Linked DNA regions of Homo sapiens: region 1 is linked to region 2. The links are chromatin loops, found by intact Hi-C in ENCODE. Cell type or tissue: endothelial cell of umbilical vein. All regions are shown on one strand. Links, peaks and the distances in the headings refer to the core of each region. The heading gives the core; the rest is flanking DNA.

The links. Hi-C counts contacts between places; a loop is a spot of excess contacts. Peaks named below come from ENCODE experiments on the same cell type or tissue, not always from the same donor. Only the 100,000 strongest peaks of a DNase experiment are listed, where the experiment ranks them.
Region 1: it touches region 2 in a loop (2.5-fold over the local background); 3 of 110 quality-filtered maps call a loop at or near these places.

Annotation. Positions count from the first base shown.
Region 1 is chr12:24,848,432-24,861,111 of GRCh38, reverse strand. BCAT1 (branched chain amino acid transaminase 1) reads left to right here. Exons shown (of 11, transcript NM_005504.7): 6 at 11,163-11,326. Among named protein-coding and RNA genes, the nearest start is that of BCAT1-AS1, 35 kb to the right of the region's middle. In endothelial cell of umbilical vein, for the core only: no CTCF peak of the experiment used is centred there; DNase peaks (open chromatin) are centred at 7,321 and 8,381; H3K27ac peaks cover 2,500 bases.
Region 2 is chr12:25,154,277-25,156,776 of GRCh38, reverse strand. DNAI7 (dynein axonemal intermediate chain 7) reads left to right here. Exons shown (of 16, transcript NM_018272.5): 5 at 1,365-1,466; 6 at 2,321-2,458. Among named protein-coding and RNA genes, the nearest start is that of DNAI7, 40 kb to the left of the region's middle. In endothelial cell of umbilical vein, for the core only: a CTCF peak has its summit at 1,501 (motif pointing right); no DNase peak of the experiment used is centred there.

The DNA.
Region 1 (12,680 bases), core at 6,320-8,819, 300 kb after region 2:
TACCATAGTTTCTGAAACATAATTTTTCTCTCTCCAGTCTCCCATTTCTATTGAAAACAAATCATGGTAGGACTGATTTGTTTGCACAGTAAGCTTTAGTCTTATTATGCTTGGCCTGGTTATTTGTATAAAGCATAGCAATAATAATTATTTGCCACGTAGGCTTTTTAAAAATTGACTTTGATGTAACTTTGTTCCATAAGAAATCTCAGATTAGACTTTCTAAAGCCTTGAGCTGAGACACAGATTTATCTGTGCCTGCAAATACTTGTATGAGTTGTGTGAATTCTCCTTTTGAGATCCCAAGATAACTGGAGCTCCTAGGCCTGTCAGAAAGTGACATTCTTTACTTACCACAGGTCAGGAACCCTGTAAAGGAATTGAATAGACAAGGTATGAGGCCAGCTTTTCCCAGAGGCTTTCATCAGTTCTGTAAGTCAACTTTGATTCCTTAAAGCAATCTGTTTATATTTGAAAGAATGCCATTCCAGTCAAAGCCCTGGTAAAACAGGCAGTGTCTCTAATTGTGTCCTGTTACAAAGGAAAACAGATTTTTATTGCACATATGCAAATTACTATGCTGCCATAAGTTAAGAATACTCACAAATAGTTTTCAAATTCTTGAGAAATCAGGTAGAAAGAAATATGCTCCAAAGTTTTCTCATAGGAGTATAATTTACTCAATTTTTAACAACTGTAAATAGCTCAAAAAAAAAGGTTTCTTGACTCTGAAAAATGAAACAAAGGATCAGCAACATTTTAAGCAAAAAGTCACTAGAAGGTTATTTTGTTCTTTTATTAGTTTAGTCCATGCTGTTAATTCCTGTTTGCTCAATATTTATGAACATATTGGTTTCCCAAGGGAGACTCTTGAAAGTTTTTTTCCTCTCTATCTTAATGGCACACTTTACAAAATTTTTCAGAAACCTGCATTTAAGAGCCCTCTATCTGATTATAAACCATCTTTTAAAGAGGATCAAAACAAGACAACAATTTTCTGTGGATAACATAAAGTCTTAGGAAAGCCGTGGTTAAAGACACAATTGACTAGAAATTTTGGTTACTTCTGTGGCATACAACAATTTTACATAACAGTTATAATTATTACTGATAACATAAACTAAGTCATATCAGAATTTAGGAGTTTCCCATAATTTTGGAGCACATACCAATAACATATTTATACAAATACAACTCAAAGAAAGCTAAACACCATTTCATATTTGACAGTGCTTCCTGTATGATTTTAATATACCAAGTAAGCCAAATATGTCATTTTTGGACTTAAGGGGACCTCATATCTAAAGTATTGACCAGATCAGGAAAAGGCATAATATAGAATTTGATTTTGGAAAGTTTGTCAAATATCAAAGATTTAAAACACTTGATATTATAAAATCGAATCCCAGGTCACTGTAAAGTCATTTATTTAGCCAAAATGATAATACAAAGATTTTCCAAAAGCAAAATCCTTTTTTTTTTTTTTTTTTTTTGAGACGAGTCTGGCTCTGTCGCCCAGCTGGAGTTCAGTGGCGCCATCTCGGCTCACTGCAAGCTCCGTCTCCCGGGTTCACACCATTCTCCTGCCTCAGCCTCCGGGGTAGCTGGGACTACAGGCACCCGCCACTACGCTTGGCTAATTTTTTTGTGTTTTTAGTAGAGACGGGGTTTCACCATGTTAGCCAGGATGGTCTCCATCTTCTGACCTCGTGATCCACCCGCCTCAGCCTCCCAAAGTGCTGGTATTACAGGCGTGAGCCACTGCGCCCAGCAAGCAAAATCCTTTACTCATTGATAGAGGGAAGACAGCTTTCCAAACAATGTCTCACTTTTTCTTCTTTATTTTGTTGTTTATTCAAAAGGCAAACAAAAATCTTCCATGATCTTTTAATATTACATGAAAATTTTGTTCAAGAGAGAAAGCCAAATTTCATCTTTGCATTAATGAATGTCAAATCCAATTCTTAAGAAAACCTTGTAGACAAATTATTCAATCTTAATCAATTTTACCATGAGATAAGATTCTCATAAACCTTTTGTAGTCCTTTACAATTTTTTTTTGTTGTTGTTAAAGAGCAGATTAATGCTCTAAGAAAACCCTGTTGTGCTTTTATTCCAATGTTCTATTTATGGAAAAACTGAATAATACCCTTTAACTTTAGCTAATATTTTAACACACAGAATTTCTTTTACAAGATTAATTTTCACTGACCTCCCACAACTTACTCAAACCTTTAGCTTTATCCTATGTAACTTAAAACAGTCTTTTAACTCTGTAAACTAGGCAATAAGACCACATTCCCATGCCTTCTTATAATCTTTTACCAAAAACACATTCTATTTTCCTTACACGCCTTGCAGGTAACACTGTTTCTCTGGTAGCCTCAATTACATGTGCTACAATGTTAACTCTTAGCAACTTTTATATTTGGTGAAAAGTCTGATAAATAAGTGGTTTTAATTATGTACCAGGTGTGGAGCCTAGGACGCCAGACAGAAGTGCAGATAAGGTCTGAGTCTTTCCAGCATAGCTAGGGGGCATGGCCAACTCCACATGTCCCCAGGCCCTACCTAGAATCTAATGGCTCCAAAGCAGGTGAGTTGAACAATTATCAAGTTAAAGAAGCAGTTTATGGCATTGAAGCATTCAGCAAATCTAATTTAATCTGACCTAATTTAGACCAGATGTCTAAATTTTGAAGACATTTTTATTTTACCAATATATTTGATTCTCTTTATTTCCCAAAGATTATTAAAGTCCCATGAATTAAAAGGTGTTAAAGTTTTTATTTTTCTGACAAAATATTCAATTTAAGTGCTTATTTTTCAAGCCAATTAATTAGAGCTCTTTTCTATGCATATCACACATACAACACACAAAAATACACAGACAGAAGACCCAGTAGCTGTTAATTTTTTCATTTGCCAGCTTTTAAGAATCTTAATTGGATTACTGGCTTCAGGGTGGAGCAACGTGTGGGGACAGAGCCGGGAAAACATGCAGTTTCTGGGGCCTAATAAACAGGTGCAGTTAGAAGGCAAAACAGATTCCCCAAAATTACAGATCTCATTTTTATATTGGATTCTGGATCCCAAAAAGAGGGAATCAGCCCATCCCCTCTGGGAGTTTTGGAAGGTGTAGAAGAATGTTTCCATACCTTCTAGGTGGCCAAGAGCATGCTTCTCTGATCCAAACGTGCACAGAGTGGGGTATTCCCCTATAACTGCTATTAGCCTTCCCTTAAAGCATATTTCCTGCCTAGTTATTACACACCAAGGTTAAAAGCTCTCCCATAATGCAAAGTAATTTCTGATACCCCTACAAGTAAAAAACATTAGGTAACACAATGCAAATCAGAGCAATGCCTTGGATTTTGAGAGGGATTTGCTTGCCTTCAATTCCTGGGGTTCCATGAGGAAAACAGATTTTTCCCAAAATGGAGCCTGTGGTGCTCCCTCAGTTTTTTCTAAGGAAGCCCAGGCTGTTAGAAATGATCTTAGGTCCTCTCAATGTGGGCATCAAGAGTGGCAAGAAAACAAAATGAGAAAAACAATTCAGTTGACTGAGAAGAAAAAACTTTTATCTAGAAAAAAATCAATATAAAACCTGCCAGATAGATAGATAGATAGATAATCTTGGACATCACTTTTAATTAAGCTGACTTTTAACCAAATCTCTTATTATCAGACTCTAGCCAGGACAAACAGCTAATATTTCTGGCTTTTGAACTTTACCAAAAGTAACCTCCCAGGTGAAACCAATAAGCCTTAACTAAGGTTATGATTTAACCACAGGTGTGGGAGGTATTTTCAAAGAGGTGGTAAGCAGTTTTTACAAGATCTGGAACCTCCAAACATAGCTCAGAGAAAGGAAGATTCAAGACAGGGAGTCAGAAGTTGTTCATGAGGGGAAGATAATTAATAAATGGCAAAGGTCACATAGATATCAAACCAGAAAGGACTCATTCCCGAAGCTAGGAATTGAATCCAGGCCACCACTGTGAAATAGCAAAGCCTTAGTTACTGAGCTGCAGTACTGCACAGTCTCCATTGCTCCTCCGAGAAGGAGCCTAGAGCAGCCAATTTTGAGCTTGCAAAGGCTTTTAACTGCTCAAGATAATTTTTAGGACTAATTGACAGGAACCCCAAAATTCACACCCTCTGGATGGCAGAGATCAGGAGAAAGTACCCCCACGTGGTTACAAGGTCAAGCTTTCAAGGACATAAAACAAGACGAGAGGGAAACTTCATCCAGTTTTTGTTTCAGGGACCTGCAGAAAAGTTTGTAACTGACCAGTTTGCGGGCCAGCTTGAAGACCAGATTTGTAGGATTCCTAGGCCTGCATTCTATCCTGTGGCTAGCTAGGGCTGCCATAATAGAATATTACAGACTAGGCAGCTTCAACCACAGGTGTTTATTTTCTCACTGCTCCAAAGTCTAGAAGTCCAAGATGAGGGTGCCTGTAAAGCTGATTTCTGGTAAGAGCTCTCCTGGCTTGTAGATGGCCACCTTCTCCCTATGTCCTCTCTGGGCCTTTCCTCTATCTGGCCAAGGGAGCTATCTCTGGTGTCTTTTCCTCTTCTTATAAGGACAGCAGGCCTATGGATTAAGGCCTCACTTTCATGTCTTCATTTAAGTTTAATTACCTCTTTAAAGGCCCGATGTCCAAATACAGTCACACCGTGGGTTAGGATTTCAACATAGGAATTTTAGGGACACAATTCAACCCATAATAGGAGGGCATTGGAAGGAGAGTGTTCCAGGCAGAGGAAGTAGTGCAGTAGAGCATATGGAAGTAGGAAAGTGAGGAGCAATGGAAGGGGTTCAGTATGGTTTGAGCGTGGGGTGTGTAGAGGGTGAAGGCTATTTCACCCAGTGCAGTAAGCTCTATCATCCACACCGGGGTTTTACAGTGGGAGAAAGGAGGGTGTTTATTTGCAGGTCAAGAAGCAAACAGAATCAGGGAGCTCATGCTTAAGACCTGAACTCCACAGTGGCTTACATGTAAGGTGCAGAGGTTACAGGCAAAGGCATCAATCAACACATGGAAGCCATATATTGGTTTGGCCTAAAAAGGTGGGATATCCTGAAGTAGGGGCTTACAGGTTACAGGTAAATCCAAATATTTTCTGATTTGCACATTGTTTAAGGAAGGGGATATTTGTCTAAAGATGGGATCAGCAGGCCAGGTGTGGTGGCTCATGCTTGTAACCTCAGCACTTTGAAAGGCTGAAGAAGGAGGGTAACTTGAGGCCAGGATTTCAAGACCAGCCTAGTCAACATGGCAAGACTCTGTCTCTAAAAAAAATAAAAAAGAAAAAAAGAAAAAGAAAAAAAATAAAGATGGAATCAGCAGAAAGGAATGTTAGGTCTGGCCCATGGGCGGACTTCCTCCAGACTTCTCAGAAAGAAATTTAAGACAAAGAATGGTGCCAGGCGTGGTAGTTCACGCCTGTAATCCCAGCACTTTGGGAGGCTGAGGAGGGTGGATCACTTGAGGTCAGGGATTTGAGACCAGCCTGGCCAACATGGTGAAACCCCATCTCTACTAAAAATACAAAAACTAGCCGGGTGTGGTGGTGCACGCCTGTAATCCCAGCTCCTCAGGAGGCTGAGGCAGGAGAATCGCTTGAACCTGGGAGGTGGAGGTTGCAGTGAGCCAAGATTGCGCCACTGCACTCCACCCTGGGCAAGAGAGCGAGACTTGAGACTCCATCTAAAAAAACAAAATGGAAAACAAAGAATGGTGATAATTCAGTCCTCAATTCCTTTTCTTTTTTTTTTCTTTCTTTTTTTTTTTTTTTAACTGCTCCTGCGGAGCAGGGCTACCTCATAGCCAGTATGTCCAGAGTTGTCTCAGTTCCCTCGTTATCTGTGGTCTGGAGGATCCATATGATGGTGATCCAGGTTCTGAAAAACAACTCTGGAACATCTGTTAAGATGTTATCTTTAGTTTCTATAGGAAACCAAACATCTTCTGACTCTGACCTCCTTGGTGATTATTTTAAGCTACTGTTTCCCTTTTTGCTTATCGAGTTGCTCATTTACTTCTCAAGGCTAGCAGGATGACTGGACTTTCTCTTGAAGGAACTCAAGCTGTTCCTTTATTTTTATGCTCAGGGGCGGGGGGCACTCAGCAGGTCCCTAAGAGGTATCCCCGCTGTGTCTCACTATGGGTGAAGGCTCAGCGGGAAGAAAGCTAGATACCAGTTGGAACTCTCTTAAAGTAAGGAGATCTTGGGTACTTTATTAATATTTTTTTCAAGCTTTGGTAAAGTATGAAATAACTCTGGATTAAGAGGAGAAGAACTAGAACTTAATAACCATGACATTTGGGCAAATTGTTTGAAGCCTCAGTTTCCTCAACCTAAAAATAGGAATTATAACTTTTTGAATTGTTCTGTTGTATGAGATAATGACAGTGAAATATTTTGGAGCCAAAAAGCAATGCATACTATTGGGGGTTATTATTATTTTTTGATCTTTCAGCAAGCCAGCTATAGTAGCTTTTCCTATATAAACACAGTATGAATTCAGTGCCCTCGCTTTCCTGACCCTCACAGCATTCAAGCCCTGTATGGACCGCTGAGCTCTCCCTTGAAGCACCCCTTAGTCCAGTATTCTTTACTATTTTCCCCTTTAACAATTTAAACTTCTTTCAAAACAACTGGCAGTAGTTTTTTAAAAAAGAAAACAGGCTACTCTTCAAATTAAAAAAAAAATTGTCTTGCTTTAGGAAAAATGTTCTTCTGTCTTTTCCAATTATCTTATTTCTTCTGCCTCTCATCTGCCTTGCCTAGGCAGAATTATTCTCAAGCCTGCACATGCTGCTGTGCCTCTCTGGCTTCTAGGCCAAAACATAGGCTAATAGTACTCTTCTCAGCTCACTGAGCTCTTTCCTGCCGTCATTCAAATCACCTCTGAAATCCTGCCTTTTGATAAAGTAATTTCTGACTGATCAGAGGAAAGTGATGATTTTCTCTGTGACATGTCTTTTTATTTTCCATCACACTCAGTGTCTTGTCCTTCTATGCAACATATCCATGTATTTAAAAACCCTTGTATATGTATTTGCCATGTATTTGTGAGGTATAGCTCGTGAAGTAAAAAAAGTCTTTATTTTTTTAAACACATCATCATTTCAGCTTCAAAGTCAATGTGGTCTCTTGAGAAGTTAAATATGCTGCATTTGAAATTTTATGTTTCTCATTTTTCATGTTTTTTTTTAAAGCCCCTTTTAATTCCTCATGTATTTGAATATTCCAGGAAGCTAGTAGAGTAAAAAGCCAAAGTGTTAAAGTGTTTATAAGGAATGTGACTCATCGAAATTGACTCACACAATTCATCAGCTATTGTCATCCATATGTTCTCATTATTTATGTGGCTTTTGCTTTATTTAATCAGATGACTGAACTTATCATCGTGGGATTTTGCTTGTAGTTGTTTAATATTATATAATAAAATACTCTTGTGTGAAACAAGTTAATTGACTTTTTTTAATTAAAAAAAATTTATGTGAGAGTCAGGAGTTACATGTGCAAGTTTGTTACATGGGTATATGTTGTGATACAAAGATTTTAGCTTCTAAGGATCTCATTGCCCAAGTAGTGAACGTAGTACACTATAGGTAGTATTTCTAAACACTTTTCCCCTCCCCCTCTTTTGGAATCCCTAGTGTTTATTGTTCCCATCTTTGTGTCTATATGTACCTAATGCTTAGCTCTCACTTATAAGTGCGGACGTGTGATATTTTGGTTTTCTGTTTCTGTGTTAATTCATTTAGGATAGAGAGACTCCAGCTGCAGCTGTGTTGCTACAAATGACATGAGTTCATTCTTTTTTATGGCTGCATAGTATTCCATGGTTTATATGTATCACATTTTCTTTATTCAGTCCACCATTGATGGTCACCTGGGTTGATTCCATGTCTTTGTTGTTGTGGACAGGGCTGTGATAAACATATGAGTGCAGTTACCTTTTTTTGTATAACAGTTCATAATAAAATACTCTTAACAGTAGCACAGAATTTAGATTGCTTTTCAGGCTAGAAGGGATAATTGAAACATAGAAAAAAATAATGACTCCTAAGCATAGAAACAGACCCAATCATAAAGCTCTCTTCCTCTCTTTCTGCCTAGTGTTAGATCTTATTCATTGTCTTAAAGCACTGTGACCATTTTCAGTGAAATCACAGTTTTATTCATGAAAAGACAATGAATTGGTGTAAGTAATCATTTGAGGATGAAGGTGACTAGTCTGTGATCAACACCAGTACTTGAAGTACTTGTAAAACATGAATTGACCTTGGTTAAATTGCAGAAAATAAAGTATTAGTATACATAAACACATTTTCTCTCAGCATTGAAAAGTTATAGTCTATAATTTACCTGCTTGCTAAGAATAAAAATATTACTTAGAGGTTTATCAAGACCTTTTTTCTACAAATGGATTTAATGTACAGAATTATTCCATTTTCTATCTGTGCTCTGTATACTACCACCTAGTGGAATAAAATGCAAATTTACCTGTCAAAATCAGGAGAAGAAAATGAACCAGGGGAAATTTATTTCAGGAAAAAATTTTCATAACACGTTATTGTTACTTCTTTTAGTATAATGTAGTTTGCATAAAATACATTAGTTTGGAGTGAAAAAAGTCCCAGCCATTTTTGTGATAGCTATTAAAATGCTATTAGTTTGTCCACAAATAAGCTATTCTATTCAGAAACTTAGAAGCTAGGTAAATTATTGAGATGATGCCAGCATATTATATCTCTAAATTATGTTAAGAAGCTTCTCTAAATTCCTCATCACTAGGGTGTATTAGTCCATTTTCACACTGCTATAAAGAACTACCTGAGACTGGGTAATTTATGAAGAAAAGAGGTTTAATTGACTCACAGTTCTGCAGGCTTAACAGGAAGCATGACTGGGAGACCTCAGGAAACATACAGTGGAAGAAGGTGAAAGGGAAGCAAGGACCTTCTCATGGCAGCAGGAGAGGGAGAGCACAGGGGAAGTGCCACACACTTTTAAACCATCAGATCTCAGGAGAACTCACTCACTCTCACAAGCACAGCAGGGAGGAAATTCACCCCCACGATCCTATCATCTCACACTGGGCCCCTCCTCCAATTTGACATGAGATATGGGCAGGGACACAAATCCAAACCGTATCATAGGATTTGTTAAAAAAATCTAACATGTTCTGCTTCAAGGCACCCATGAAATGAAGGTGTCATTTCTTAACTGAGAGGTTAAATAAAAGTGCAGAGATAAGATGGTTAAGTTTTATCGTAGCTGGGAAGAAAAGCGGGTGTGTGTATTATGCTTAGGTTTTTCCTCCCAAACAATGAAACCCAAAAAGGCAAATGAAGCTTTAAGGCGCTTTATCCTTTACTGGTAGGATGGTCCTCCTTTAATCTTCAGTCTCTGTTAAAGAACAAACACAAGCTAACAATCAAAACCTGTTGTTGCTTGCTGACGGATTTCTCTAACATAGTCTTCCATCAACCATCATAGGTTTGTTGTGGCCACCCAGGCCCTTTGGTCGTCATGTTCCCATGGAATGCTAATGAAATTACCTTCCCATTTCCTAAGGTGACATGCCTTTCAGATGGCATTGGTGTGTGCTTGTGTAAACACATTTTTTTGTGCTCATGAATATTTTACCTGCCTGATTTTGGTGATCTGAGTGTTGAGCAGTGGGTGAGGGATGGTGGGGCAATGGGTAGTAAGGGGAAGTTTAATTGAAGTTCAGATAAAAATATCCCTCCAGAAACATTACAAAGCCACAAAATCAGCTGAAGTTGAGTCTTCTATTGTAAAGATTCTCTTTCTTCTCCTGACAGATCCCCATTCCTATCCAGGTAGACCAGGCTCTAGTGAAGATTGGACACAAGTGGTTTATATCCCGAAGCTCTTAACCTAAGAGTCCTGCCTTGTTTTTTTACTTCATGTGGTCTTATATTGCTGAGGATAGCCCAGTGATCATTTCTACCTTAATATGTAGCCTTCAAAACGTTGGGTCTCTCAGTTTTCTTCCTTAATAAACAATGAACCCTAATTATTTATAACTGCTCTTGTGATGGAGGAATTGGCATGATTTTGCATTGTGGGCTTCTGGCTTTACAGTGTTTGTGGGAAAGATGGTCTTCTATCTTTGTTATTTATAAGTCATTCATTCCCTGTTTTTTTGAAGATATTGTTAAATAAAAAAACTTCAGCTGAATTAAATTTAAAAGTTTTTAATTGAGCAAAGAACCATTCTCAATTCGGGCAGCCTTCCCATCCAGAGTAGTCCCTGTGACTTCAGTGCAGCCACATGGTGGAAGAGGATTTATGGACAGAGGAAGGAAAGTGACATACAGGAAACAGAAAAGAGATTCAGAAACAGCTGAATTGGTTATAACTCAGCGTTTGCCTTATTTGAACATGGTTTGAACAGTTGGCCACGTTTGATTGGCCAAAACTCAGTAATTGGCACAAGAGTAGGCTACCATCTGTTTATAATGTCCACTTAGGTTATAGTTCATGATGTGCAAAGAAACCTTTAAGCTGAGCTTAAAATGTAATGAGGCAGCTGTAGGCTAAACTTGATTTAACAGTACTTATCCCTCTGTTGAAATTGCACTCTTGCTACCTGCTAGTTGATGTGGGCAGGTGTGCTAATGACACATTCGCCTGCACCTACCACCTGCTGAAGACCCTGCCATGTCCTGAAGCAGTCACTTAGGCTATGAAACAGAAGGATGAGTTAGAGAAGTAAATATTATATTTTACCCCCCAAAGCCTAAAACCATGTCTAGGTTCTCCCCTTTCTCAATTCCCAATCATGCAACCTTGAAAGGTGTTATATAGATAGTTGTTAGAAATATGTCTGTCCTCCAAAACCCTACTAACACGCAAAAATGGACAAATCTAGCTTTTTTGCTAAAATCCTAACAACTCAGAAAGCAAAGCAAAATGAAATGTATGTACTCCATTCTCAGGATTTCCTTCTTAAAAACCACTAGGCTTTGTGTAACTCAATTTTAAAAGTATGGTAATAGCTCCTGTAATTCGATGGCTTCTTCTGGGAGACAGATATAAATCTATTCTAGACTTTAAGACTGGTGTCCACATTTTAAGTTACAGTTGTATGTACTTCTACTTTGTTGCAGCCTTCTCTTGGAGTCAAGAAGCCTACCAAAGCCCTGCTCTTTGTACTCTTGAGCCCAGTGGGACCTTATTTTTCAAGTGGAACCTTTAATCCAGTGTCCCTGTGGGCCAATCCCAAGTATGTAAGAGCCTGGAAAGGTGGAACTGGGGACTGCAAGATGGGAGGGTAAGTAAATCTGTGTCTCTGTCTAAAGGAAAGACACCTTCATGACCATTTAGTTAGTGCCATTTCACTTCAGTATGAACACATATAATACTTTTCAAACTTTAATGCTCATTGTGTTTCATGGTTAATTTTCAGTTTAATCTTTCAGCAAGCCAGCTGTAGTAGCTTTTCCTATATAAACGCAGTATGAATTCAGTGCCCTCGCTTTTAGATGTGCTAGTTTAAAGGATAGCCCATGGCCCTTTGTAAGGGAGAAACACTGGATATGATATCTAGGGAAGAACTGAAGTAAGAAACTACAACAAGCATCACATCGGTGCTTTGGATAAACTTCCCCTGGGCGCTGGTCTCTGGCTGCAGGCTGACGGCTGGCATTAAAAAGCATCTGGTCCTGGGACCCAGGCTCTCAGTTGGCTCCAGGGAGTCATGTCTGGGGAAGGTGCCCGCTTCACTGAAGTGCTGTCTTCATTGCCACAGATTGTGGCCACACCTGCTGCCAACTGGCTGCGGGACAGCCCTGCTTTGGCTCTGTCAGGCCAGTCTCATAGGCCATATGTAGCTGGCAGGAAATAAAAGAGCATTTGAAAAGTGTTGGACGATTTCAGGGGTGGACTTGGCCATGAGTTGGGAATGCCCCTATGGGTGAACGAGAATAACTGGTTTAAGCAGCATGGGTTCTTGCTTTGCATGTATCAAATGGTGCTGTTTGCATACTCAGGGCAGCAGCTGTCCTAGAAGGTGACTCCATGGCAGTCTTGTGGGCCCTGGTAGGACATTTAGGTCCAGGAGGCAGGGGAGAGTCACATGACGTGCTGCTGGGGTATTAGAGGCAATGACCACTGGCTTTGACCCCTCTGTAGTCTTGCTGTATTTCCTTTTTCTTTTCTCTCCTCACCTACCCAAATTAAAAAAGAACGGTTATAAAAGTCATCCCCACTGGCAACTTTAGCAACTGCATTCCCTCAATGGGTAGAGAAATCCAAATGGAGTGCATTAAAACTAGGAAGTCTATTCTCCTTCTGGCTTAGAGCACACCTTCCTGTGTCCTAGGCTAGCCAGGTTGAAAACTCCTTTTTTTGACTCTTGATTTCTTTTTTTACTGGTTCAAACTTCTTCGCAGAGCATGTGCCTATGTACCACTGCATACCATATATATACCATATATAGAGAGTAAATAAACAGTCTTGATGAAAAGTAATAAGGAAAAAGTTTCCCTGTTTAAAATATTGCTTTCTAGCTCCCCGACCTGTTTAGGAAAAAGATAACCTGGGGACACAGAAATTGCAGGGCAATCTTTATTAACCGGTATTTGGGCAGGTTGTAATTTATTTTGTAAACAATGATTTAATGCACT
Region 2 (2,500 bases), core at 1-2,500:
ACCAACCAAATCAGAAGATTTTTTCATTTTTTTTTTGAGACAGAGTCTTGTTCTGTCACCCAGGCTAGAGTGCAATGGCATAATCTCGGCTCACTGCAACCTCCACGTCCCAGGTTCAGGCGATTCTCCTGCCTTAGCCTCCCGAGTAGCAGAGATTACAGGCACCCGCCACCGCGCCCGGCTAATTTTCGTATTTTTAATAGAGATGGGGCCAGGCTGATCTCGAACTCTCCTGACCTTGTGATCCATGCACCTCTGTCTCCCAAAGTGCTGAGATTACAGATGTGAGCCACCACGCCAGGCCCAAATCAGAAGTTTTTAAAGATCGGAATACTTTCAAGCTTACAGTGATAGATACAAGTTTTCTAAAATTTGAATTTTTGCCTGACAGCTTGAATTTTGTCATTGGCAACAGATATTTTGAGTTGTATCCTTGAAGTGACACACTCCATTCATTCATTTTTGAGAGAATGTCTACCAAATTAGTCAAATAATTGCACAAGTGATATTTCTCAAGACAGTATTGTCATTCGATATGCAGCAGAAGAGCTTTATGCTGACTTCCCATTTTATCCAACAGGCTATTAAAAAGACATGTACTTAGGGTTCAGATTTAATACAATTAATAATTTTCACCTCTTCATCAGGGCATTCTTTTTTTTTTTTGTAACGTGATTTAGAGTCTTGCCCTGTCATCCAGGCTGGAGTGCGGTTGCGCGATCTTGGGTTAGTGGAACCTCTGCCTCCAGGGTCAAGCAGTTCTCCCCCTTCAGCCTCCTGAGTAGCTGGGATTACAGGCACACGCCACCATACCCGGCTAATTTTTGTATTTTTGGTCGAGATGGTGTTTCACCATGTTGGCTGGTCTCGAACTCCTGACCTCAAGTGATCCGCCTGCCTCAGCCTCCCAAAGTGCTGGGATTACAGGCGTGAGCCACTGCACCCATCCATCCGGGCATTCTTTTGTGAAGCTGGCTCCTTCCCTTCACCTCTCCCCCTAGAAGTAGTACAGTTTGGGGTCACTGTCTGATCTGTGCTAAGACATCAGCACTTTCACACCATCTTGCACAATCAGTGCAAATAGATACACGATGAAAAAGTCAAATAATGTTAGTATTATTATGGAAATAGATTTGACCTCACAGATCCCAGGTTTTAGGTACCCATCAAGAGTCTGTAGATCACACTTTGTAAGCCACTGTTTCAGATGAAACCTTTTGGAGATATCAGTTATATTCAAACTAATTTTAATATTCATTTTGAAACTGCAGTTATATATTTAGCCACGTCAGTTTTAGATGCTACTTGTGAAACATAAAGTTAAAATTAAAGAGCTGATCAATGTATCTGTCCTTGTGCAACAGGATCTAGAAAGGAGAAATGAAGAACTTGAAGAACTTTATTTATTAGAGAGGTGTTTTCCTGAAGCAGAGAAATTGAAACAGGAAACTAAATTGCTTTCTCAGGTAGGACTGATTTCTCTTTTTTAGCTAATACCTTTGTCACCACAAGAGGGAGGTGTAGTCCAATTTTGATGCCAAGAAAAGAAACTAAATTTTTCTGTTTTAAAAAACCCTCTCATCTGACAAATTGATTGCTTATGGCAAAGTAAACTAACATAACTTTGTAGAAAGCTATTTGTCAGTAATAATGTCCTTGAAATGTTTATATTCTTTGACTCTGACTCAATTGCTGGGAATGTATACTTAGGGAAATTATGCTAAATTAAAACGTAAAAGCTTTGTGCTTAAGGCAATCTAGTCTTGCTCAAAACTGCATAACTTTGGAAATAATATAGGTGAATATCAGGAGAAAAATGAAAAACTATTATAATATGGCTAAAGATTGTGGTATAATCAAGTGAAAAATTCTAAGTACAGTACAATATGATTACAAATGTGAAATTTGCATAAACTACAAAATGAATGGAAGGCCTTCTACTAAAATGCCAGTGGCAACTAGACATTAGTAATAACTTGGGAAGTAGAAATTAGCCTAAGTGTTGGCCTTTGCAAATAAGCAGCTCTATGATTAGAGAGGAAAACTAAGCAAAACAAAACTACTTATAAATAATGCTTTAAAAATAAAAATGTGAAAGTATTTTAGTGCTTCTATGTATCTGAATATTAAGGATTAGAAGTTACTTGGATAAAGAAGAACTTGGTTATTTTAGAGCTCTCTCAAGTTACTGGTTAAAGCCATCATGTTTTTATCTAAGTTGGTTAAACTAGGTTATAAAAATTCACCTTCAAAAAAGAAGTCATTTAATCTTTGGTTGAATCTTCATCAATGTGAACCTTTAAACATTTTTATTCCACAGTGGAAGCACTACATTCAATGTGATGGGAGTCCTGATCCTTCAGTAGCCCAAGAAATGAACACGTTTATTAGTTTGTGGAAAGAGAAAACAAATGAGACTTTTGAGGAAGTGATTGAGAAGAGTAAAGTAGTGCTAAATGTAGGTATTTATGCATTTTCCTATAAACTGGCTATTACAAAT